Linked DNA regions of Homo sapiens: region 1 is linked to region 2. Evidence: chromatin contacts called from ENCODE Hi-C or POLR2A ChIA-PET data. All regions are on one chromosome and are shown on one strand. Each heading gives the region's core, a stretch centred on a gene start or an enhancer-like site at or near the end of the contact. The rest is flanking DNA. Distances are from core to core; before and after follow the strand shown.

Region 1 (4,561 bases), core at 2,038-4,537, 190 kb before region 2:
AACATTCTGCTGTCACATGGAACCTGTTCAGGGTTGGTTTTTGTCTAATCTATATTAATGCTAGTTATTTCAGAAGACCATGCAATACCCGTGAAAACTTCCCCTTCGCTCTCAGAAAGTTTGCACAAAAATCAACTCACAAAAGGCAGGTTAATTAGATAAAACACTATGAATTTATTTTAACGTGTCAAGCATGGGGAACTGTAGCAGAGTGATTATTCGATAACCCAGCGGGGTACATATGCTTATATACCCTTCTTCTTAGGGGAAAGGGAGATGGGGCAGTGTGGATGATTTTAGTTTAAGTGATTTTTAGAGAAATTCAATGGGCTTGAAGAACATACAATGGCCTGGGACAAAGTCTGTTGTGCCTGCAGAGTATACAACGGTTTGTGACAAAAGTCTGCCTAGCTGTGTTGATAGATGTCAGTCTTTCTTCCTGGATATGAGTTCAGTTCATGAAAATTTAGGAAGGGACCAGGAGTAATTGTTTTCTTCTTTAGTGAGTCTGGGCTTTAGGCAGATAAGGGAACTTCAGAGAACAACCTCATTCTGTGCTTTGAGAGAGACAGACTGAGACAGAGGCGGGGGTTGGGGGAGGTCAGAGAAATCTTGTGGCTTCTTCTTCAGTTCAGCATGTCACAGAGCCATATTTGGGGGTATTGGTTTCTGAGCCCCAGTCTCCATGATACCGGCTCCTTTTGAACTGGCATGACCTCTGGATTCTGAGAGTGTGAGAAGGCAATAGGGCGAAGGTCCAAATAAGGGTGAAGGACACAATGCAGGCTGTCCCCTCCTGTCTGGCCTCTAGTGTTCTTGTGTCTCTTGGGACGTGCGTGGCTTGAGAGATGGGTTTGCGGAGAGGGGCTTTGCCACTGGAGGATTATGAAGTGTTGCCAGGAGAGAAGTGGTTTCTGTGCCAAACACTTGCCTCACTCAAAGTGTAAACTTTTCAAAAATTAAGGCACAATTTATATAGCATAAAATTTGCCACTTTAACCATTTATTTTTCTTTCTTTCTTTCTTTCTTTCTTTTTTTTTTGAGACAGAGTCTTGCTCTGTCAGGCTGGAGTGCAGTGGCGCAATCTCGGCTCACTGTAACCTTGGCCTCCCGAGTTCAAGCGATTCTCCTGCCTCAACCTCCCGAGTAGCTTGGATTACAGGCATGCATCACCATGCCCAGGTAATTTTTGTATTGTTGGTAGAAGTGGGGTTTCGCCGTTTTGGCCAGGCTGGTCTTGAACTCCTGACCTCAGACGACCCACCTGCCTCGGCCTCCCAGAGTGCTGGGATTTCAGGCAGAGCCACCGCACCCGGCCCACTTTAACCATTTTAAAGTGTACATCCAGTGGCTTCAGTACGTTCACCGTCTCATTCAACCATAACATTTTTATCACCCCCAAAGGAAACCTCATACACATTAAAAAACCACGCCCCATTTCCCCCTCCCCCAGGCCCTGGCAACCACCAACCTACTTTCCGTCTCGAATGGATTTGCCTATCCTGGATATTTCATACATATGAAATCATACAATATGTGTCCTTTTGTGTCTGGCTTCTTTCACTTAGGTTCATCCAAGCTGCAGCATGCGTTGGTAGTGCCTTCTTTTTATGATGAAATATTCCGTTTTATGAATGTACTACAGTCTAGTTTATCCATTTACAGCTTATGGACAGCTGGGCTGTTTTTACATTTTGGTCACTGTTTTAACCTGTGTTTCTATTCTTCTGGGTACATACTAGAAATGGGACTTCTGGGTCATATGGAAACTCCATGTTTAAATTTTTTTTTTTTTTTGAGATAAAGTCTCACTCTGTCACCCAGGCTGGAGTGCAGTGGCATGACCTCAGCTCGCTGCAACCTCTGCCTCCCGGGTTCAAGCGATTCTTCTGCCTCAGCCTCCCGAGTAGCTGGGACTACAGGCATGTGCCACTACGCCAGGCTAATTTTTGTATTTTTAGTAGAGTCGGGGTTTCATAATGTTGGCCAGGCTGGTCTCGAACTCCTGACCTCGTGGTCTGCCCGCCTTGGCCTCCCAAAGTGCTGGGATTACAGGCGTGAGCCACTGCACCTGGCCCCATGTTTAAATTTTTGATGAACCAACAAATTGATTTCCACATCAGCTGCACCGTTTTACATTTTTCACAAGCAAAGTAGGAGGGTTCCGGTTTTCCCACATCCTTGCCAATGGTTATTTTCCATTTAAAAAATTATAGTCATCCTCGTGGGTGTGAGGCGGTCAACTGTTAATACCCTTTTTGACACAAGCTTCGGGTGTCAAAAGATATGCTCTAATGCTGCCCTTTGGCTTCACGAGGCTACTTAAAGCTTCCAATTTCCTGTAAATCATATTAGACTTTGTTATTGTTACATTAACTTGGTGATCCAAGGGACTCATGGCTGTAGGGGGGCAATCCTGTTATATTCTAAGTGCTGTGGTTTGAATGTGTCCCCCAAAGTTCATGTGTTGGAAACTTAATTGCCAGTGCAACAATGTTGAGAAGTGGCACGTTTAAGTGGTGATTAGGTCATGGGAACACAGCTCTCATGAGTGGATTCAGGCCATTATTGGGGTACTGGATTAGCTGTCACAGGAGTGACTTAGATATAAAATCAGGGAATTCTGCCCCTCTTTCCTTCCTCTCGCGTGTGTTCTCTCTCACGACGTGATGCCTTCCGCCATGGGATGGCCCTCACTAGATACCAGCACCACGCTCTTGGACTTCCCAGCTCCAGAACCATGAGCCAAATAAACGTCTGTGCCTTGTAAATTACCCAGTCTGTGGTATTTTGGTATAGCGGCAGGAGATGAACTAAGACACTATGCATGATGTTACCCTGAACATTTGCATGAAAACAGCTCTTTACATCACATAGCCACACTCAGAATGTGTTATGGGAATACAGAAAAACAGAGGTGGGGAGACGACATTAACTGTGGTGAGGGGGTGAAATAATCCTTGGGACCAGTGACCTTTAGGGGTCTTTTAAAGTGACTTGTGTGCTCAAAATAACTGGCCCGGGCCTGCGGAATCCGGGCATCCTGACAAAACCACATGAATGAGGAGAACGGCACTTTTCATGACCGGCCCCACCAGGGGAATTTTTCAGGCACGCATCTTACTCTGATGCTCAGGTCAGCTGGCTACCACTAGTGAGCCCAGGCCCAGAGGCTGGGGCACCCCAGTGAGTCAGAGCCCAGATCAGGGAGGGTGAGAATTACCACTTCCTGTCTATGAAAAACACTTAGATAAATGTCGGTTCCCACCATGGCTAAGAATCAAATAATATTCTTTCTTCGAGCCTCAACCTCAAGTGCCTGACAAACTCTTGAAAAACCCAAGGCACTGCCCAAAGTAGTTTACACGGGGAGGTCCAAGGTGGTTTCCCTATGGCTGGTTGATGATGTTAATTACGGTATTTTTCAGGATTGGCAGTCAAGCAGATGTTATTAACATTAACTAATTAATCCAGGTCTTATCGCATGTCACCTGACGCCAAGTAAAAGCACCAGAGAAGTTTGGAAGTGGAGAAATGCCACAGGGTGGATCAGGAAAGACAGGACAGAGGAGGGGCCATTTGTGTAAGACCTACCTGAAAGGATAGGTGGAAGGGGACAGTGGGAGGGAAGGGGAGGATTGAGGCAGGGAGGTAAAGGTGCCACCCCCACACAAGCATGGAGCAATGCCAAGTGTCCCAACATAGAATGGACTTCTGGATACATCCACTTTATCCCAAAATTATTATGACAATGTGATCAAAAGAGAATATTGTGGCCAAAATGTTAAAGTTTGACATTCCAGAACAGGAATAATTATATCTTGGCACCGTTCATGGTGACATTTCTTCCATAGCTACTGTACTGAATATTTACCAGGCGAAGAAGACACTTTCAACTGAAGTAAGTGGAGAAGTGACTATTTTGGGGAACCCCCAGGCTACCTAGGGCAGTCTCTTTAACCCCTAGGATCGAGGTGTAGTTATTAAAAGCATCCACTTTCATTGCCCAAAGTGTCCCAGTTTAGACAATAAACTATATGGTCACTCTATTTATCATGGATTTTAAATTATTTTTAAAAATTGTGGTAAAATAGACATAACCTAGAATTCACCATTGTAACCACTGTAAGTGTTGAGTTCAGTGGAATTAAGTTATGTTCACCTAGTACAACCACCACCAACTCCCCATCCCCCACTTCCCCCAGCTCCTGGCAACCAACCATAATCCTAATTTCTATGTCTATGCATTTGACTACCCTAGGTACCTCTTTAAGTGGAATCATACGGTATTTTTCTTTTTGTGATTGACTTATTTGACTTAGTATAATGTCTCCAAGTTTCATCCATATGAGAGCATGGGTCAGAATCTCCTTCCTTTGTAATGTTGAGTAATACTCCACTGCGTGTGTATTCGTCTGTTCTTGCATTGCTATAAAGAAATACCTGATACTGGGCCAGTCACGATGGTGCATGCCTGTAATTCCAGCACTTTGGGAGGCCAAGGTGAGAGGATCACTTAAGTCCAGGAGCTCAAGACCAGCCTGTGCAACATGGTGAAAC
Region 2 (4,280 bases), core at 693-3,192:
ACTGAGCCGAGATGGTGCCACTGCACTTCATCCACTGCCTGGATGGCAGAGCGAGAGCAAGACCCTGTCTCAAAACAAACAAAACAAAACAAAACAAAACAAAACAAAACAAAACTAGACAAGAACAGACTTCCCTCTAAGAACGGGCAACGAAATAAATCACCTGAGATGTGAAAAAATAACTGCAGTTCAAAGGAAGGGAGCCAGCTAAAGAATTACAAGCAGATGTCTTCCTAACAAAGAGTTACAGCACTGAACAAGGAAAGAGACTGGCTGAGTGATTCAATGCTGGCCATTTCACTTAATGAGCATATGTCCAGAGCTTGGGTCTCAGTGTGCACACACAGCTCATAGTGTGGACAAGTCCCCAAGCTGAGCCCAATGAAAGCCAACTACTGCATCTGGTGCTCCACTAAAGAAAGAGCAGTCTGGGCCGGGCGCAGTGGCTCACGCCTGTAATCCCAACACCTTGGAGGCCGAGGCGGGCGAATCACGAGGTCAGGAGATCGAGACCATCCTGGCTAACATGGTGAAACCCCGTCTCTACTAAAAACAAAAACAAAAACAAAAACAAAAAATTAGCCAGGCGTGGTGGTCAGCGCCTGTAGTGCCAGCTACTCAGGAGGCTGAGGCAGGAGAATGGCGTGAACCCAGGAGGCGGAGCTTGCAGTGAGCCACCACTGCACTCCAGCCTGGGCGACAGAGAGGGAGACTCCCTTCTTCTCAAAAAAAAAAAAAAAAAAAGAAAGAAAGAAAGAAAGAAAGAAACAGCAGTCTGTTTCAATGTTGGAGGAAATACTTGCGGTGTTGGAAATCTTGAGTCACAGTACGGCCACACTGTTTACTGCTCTGTATGGACAATTAAAGGGTTTTCAAAGGTTAAGTTTGGTTGTGATTTGCCTTGTGCTCAATTTACAACGTAATTCCCTATGGTCTCACAGAGAAAATACTCTGGGAGAATACACATCAAACTCAGTATGGTCGTCTACCTGTGGGGTGGAGTAAGAAGAGTATTTGCTCCATTTCAGACTTGCTTGAATATTTTTTCTCACAATTCACATTCTACTTTTATTTAAAAAAGAAAAAAAAAGATGAGGTAAATTATATAGATCAAAATGATCATTATGTTGGTACTCATTGATTTCTTCTTCCATTTCTCCTTTTTCAGCCCTCCCCACGAGACATCCCCCCTCCCACATTTTAAAGATTTCTAACAAATAACCAAATAACCATGGACAATTATAAGCTGATTAAACAAAAAGCTTGAAAAATATATCCAAATATTACCAAAAGATGATCAGAAAATTTTAATAAGTGTTTCACAAGAGAAGGCAATTTAGCAAGTATTTACTAACTGAAGATGACACACACACAACAGATAAACTTGGTTGTGGCCGGGAGTGGTGGCTCATGCCTGTAATCCTAGCACTTTCAGAGGCCGAGCCGGGCGGACCACCTGAGGTCAGGAGTTCGAGACCAACCTGGCCAACTTGGTGAAACCCCGTCTCTACTAAAAAATGCAAAAATTAGCTGGGTGCAGTGGCATGAGCCTGTAGCCCTGGCTACTTGGGAGGCTGAGTCACGAGACTATCTTGAACCTTGGAGACAGAGGTTGCAGTGAGCCGAGATTGAGCCACTGCACTCCAGCCTGGGTGACAGAGCGAGACTGTGTTTCAAGAAGGAAAAAAACAAAACAAAACACAAAACCTTGGTTGTTCTTGTTTAGTTTTGACTTGGTTCCCTTCATAGCAGCTTGCATTAGGGACTATGCCTAGGGCCCCACCTCTGGCCTGCAGGCATTGTGTCAATATATTCTCTGCCCTTGTAACCACATCCTTCTCATCTCCTACCACCCCATTGGTCCCCTCACACCTACTGAGTAAGGTATTCACACTTACAGCTCCTCCAAACACTGTATCCTTTTCAAGCTGCTGAATCATCATGTCACCTAATCCACTGAACCCTTAATGACCACATTCCAGGTCCTGCCAAGCCTGCACATTTCAGTGCCACTCATGCGAGCAGCTCAAGGTCTCTTGGCTCCCCTACATAATCTTAAATGTGCTTTATTCAAATCTTTCTCTACTTGAGCTCCCAAATTTCTGAGCACTGTAGAAAAAGTGATGGAACTTGTGCACATTCGGTTCACCAATACACCATGTCATTCGACTTCAAAGCAGCTCAGAAACAATCCTTTAAACCGGGCTGATTTCCAACCAGTAACTCCCAGCAGCACATATTTCAAGACGGCTCCACTTTCCTCAAGAGCCATTAGTCTCTCTTTACTCCTTTATCTGAACATCTAGCTTCACTCCTCCTATATTAACATAAGACTTTCTAATTAAAACATTCTCAACTTCTTCACTACATCTTGATGTATTTCTGCATCCTATCTCAAACTTGTCAACACACTCAGAATCACCTGAGAAACTTTTAGAAGAGATGCTCAGTTCCCCCGAGATAATTTTTTTTTTTTTGAGATCAGGTCCAGCTCTGTTGCCCAGGTGGAATGCCGTGGTGCAATTATGTCTCACTGCAGCCTTGACCTCCCAGGCTCAAGTGATCCTCCCACCTCAGCCTCCCGAGTAGCTGGGACTACAGGTACACACCACCATGTCTGACCACGTTTTAAATTTTCTGTAGCAATGGGGTCTCATTATGTTGGTCAGGCTGGTCTCAAACTCCTGAGCTCGAGTTATCAGCCCCCTCAGCCTCTCAAAGTGTTGGGATTACAGGCATGAGCCACTGAGCCTGGCTCCAAGATACTTATTAATGACAAAAGGAAAAATAGTAATTTTCCAGTAGACACCACCTTAACCAAATGATGTTACTGACCATCATCAGTAATGAGACTATTGACATCACTGCCTCCTGAACTGATGCAATGAAAAGGGTACTTCACTTCTGTGGTATTCTTGCAAATGCATAATCGACATTGAATCATGAAGAAACATCAGGCAAACCTAAATCAAGGGACACTCTATAAAATAGCTGACTAGTATTTCTCAGAAGTACCAAGGGTCATAAAAGTCATAAGAAAGACTGAGGAACTGTTTCAGATTAAAGGAGACCTAGGGAGATGTTACGACTCCTTACATGTAACGTGTGATCCTGAATTAGATTTTGGTTCAGAAAAAGGACATGAGTAGGACAACTGATGAAACTTGAAAAAGGCCTGTGCATTAGTTAATAGTATTATACCAATGTTATTTTTTGGATTTTGATCATTGCCCTGTGGTTATAAAAGACGTTAACATTTAGGGAGGCTGGGTGAAAGGCACTCTTCTAAACCATTCTGTAAGTCTGATAAGTTCATCAATAATCTTTTTGCCTTTTCTTCACAGGTAAGGGGCATCCTACTTAGTTCCAAGGCTGATGGCTCTCTCTGTGCACTGGAGAAAGGGCTCCCAAACAAAAAGGAGGTTAGCTTTGACTCAGGTACCCCCTGTGCAATTGTGCCAGTTCTGTGGCCTCATGGAAACCTGTTGGGTCTTACTGGACCATCCGATAATTAAGGGAACTGGACCAGATGACCCCTAAGACCCATTCCATTTCTTTAAGATCTCAAACTCCAAATAAAGGTCTTCAATTCTCTTTTGCCCTGTCATCTACATTCCTTCTCTCACCCTGGACATCTCTGTCTCTACTCAAGCTAACATAAAAGCCTGAATGCTCACACTCCTTCTTTCCACTCTTAAGAGCTCCTGCATCCAGGAAGACTCTCCTCCCTCCCATGACTCTCTCCTCCTCTGATGCCTACAGCAGCTGTGACCTTATTTCAGTTGCTGACCTTGTAAGTGCTATAACCTTTCACACATACCTCTCATCTCCCTAACACATTCAAGGGCTTTGGAAAGCGCTTATGATGGCAATTTACACATGGAATGACCTGATGATTTTGTTAACTGACTGAATTGTCTGGGAAGTTTCCTCAGTTGAACATGGTGTTCCAAGACACAGATGCTACATTTCTATGTACCAGTTAGCCTCATATTACTTTTCATGGGCAGACTGCTTTATTAAAAGTAGCCAACTGTTTTATAGATCATGGTCAAGAAGAAAGGCATAAGAGAACAGCCCCCCTTTATAACAAGCCCACTCACTTGCCTAGAAAGAGATGCGGATCATCCCTTACTGCTGACTCGTCTGGGAGGGAGGTACAGAGTTTTGTTTCAGTTCTTAGCTGTTTCCTTATGGCTTCTGAGAAGTGCTTCATCCTGTGTGGCTGTACAGAGCAGCCGTATGTGGTGGGAGTGTGGAGGCTCCAAAAGAGCACAGCA

What was found. A loop is a pair of places that touch in the nucleus more often than their neighbours do. ChIA-PET counts read pairs that join two places held with the same protein, here RNA polymerase II (POLR2A). Pooled maps may share reads with other maps.
Region 1: a pooled map shows a loop between it and region 2 (2.4-fold over the local background). The contact joins two enhancer-like sites. A Hi-C loop is called at or near these places in 1 of 168 maps with a recorded cell type or tissue (natural killer cell) and 5 of 50 pooled maps. POLR2A ChIA-PET finds 5 or more read pairs at or near these places in 1 of 52 experiments (WTC11).

What each region holds. Positions count from the first base shown.
Region 1 is chr2:230,973,002-230,977,562 of GRCh38, reverse strand. No RefSeq gene overlaps it. Among named protein-coding and RNA genes, the nearest start is that of SPATA3-AS1, 21 kb to the left of the region's middle. RefSeq lists enhancers at 445-494, 1,599-1,718, 3,133-3,272, 3,393-3,442. Within about 2 kb of position 3,287, at least 4 of the 41 ENCODE cell types and tissues checked have a DNase peak (open chromatin) inside an H3K27ac peak, as active enhancers do.
Region 2 is chr2:230,779,278-230,783,557 of GRCh38, reverse strand. All of the region lies in intron 2 of CAB39 (calcium binding protein 39), which reads right to left. Among named protein-coding and RNA genes, the nearest start is that of CAB39, 69 kb to the right of the region's middle. Within about 2 kb of position 1,942, at least 9 of the 41 ENCODE cell types and tissues checked have a DNase peak (open chromatin) inside an H3K27ac peak, as active enhancers do.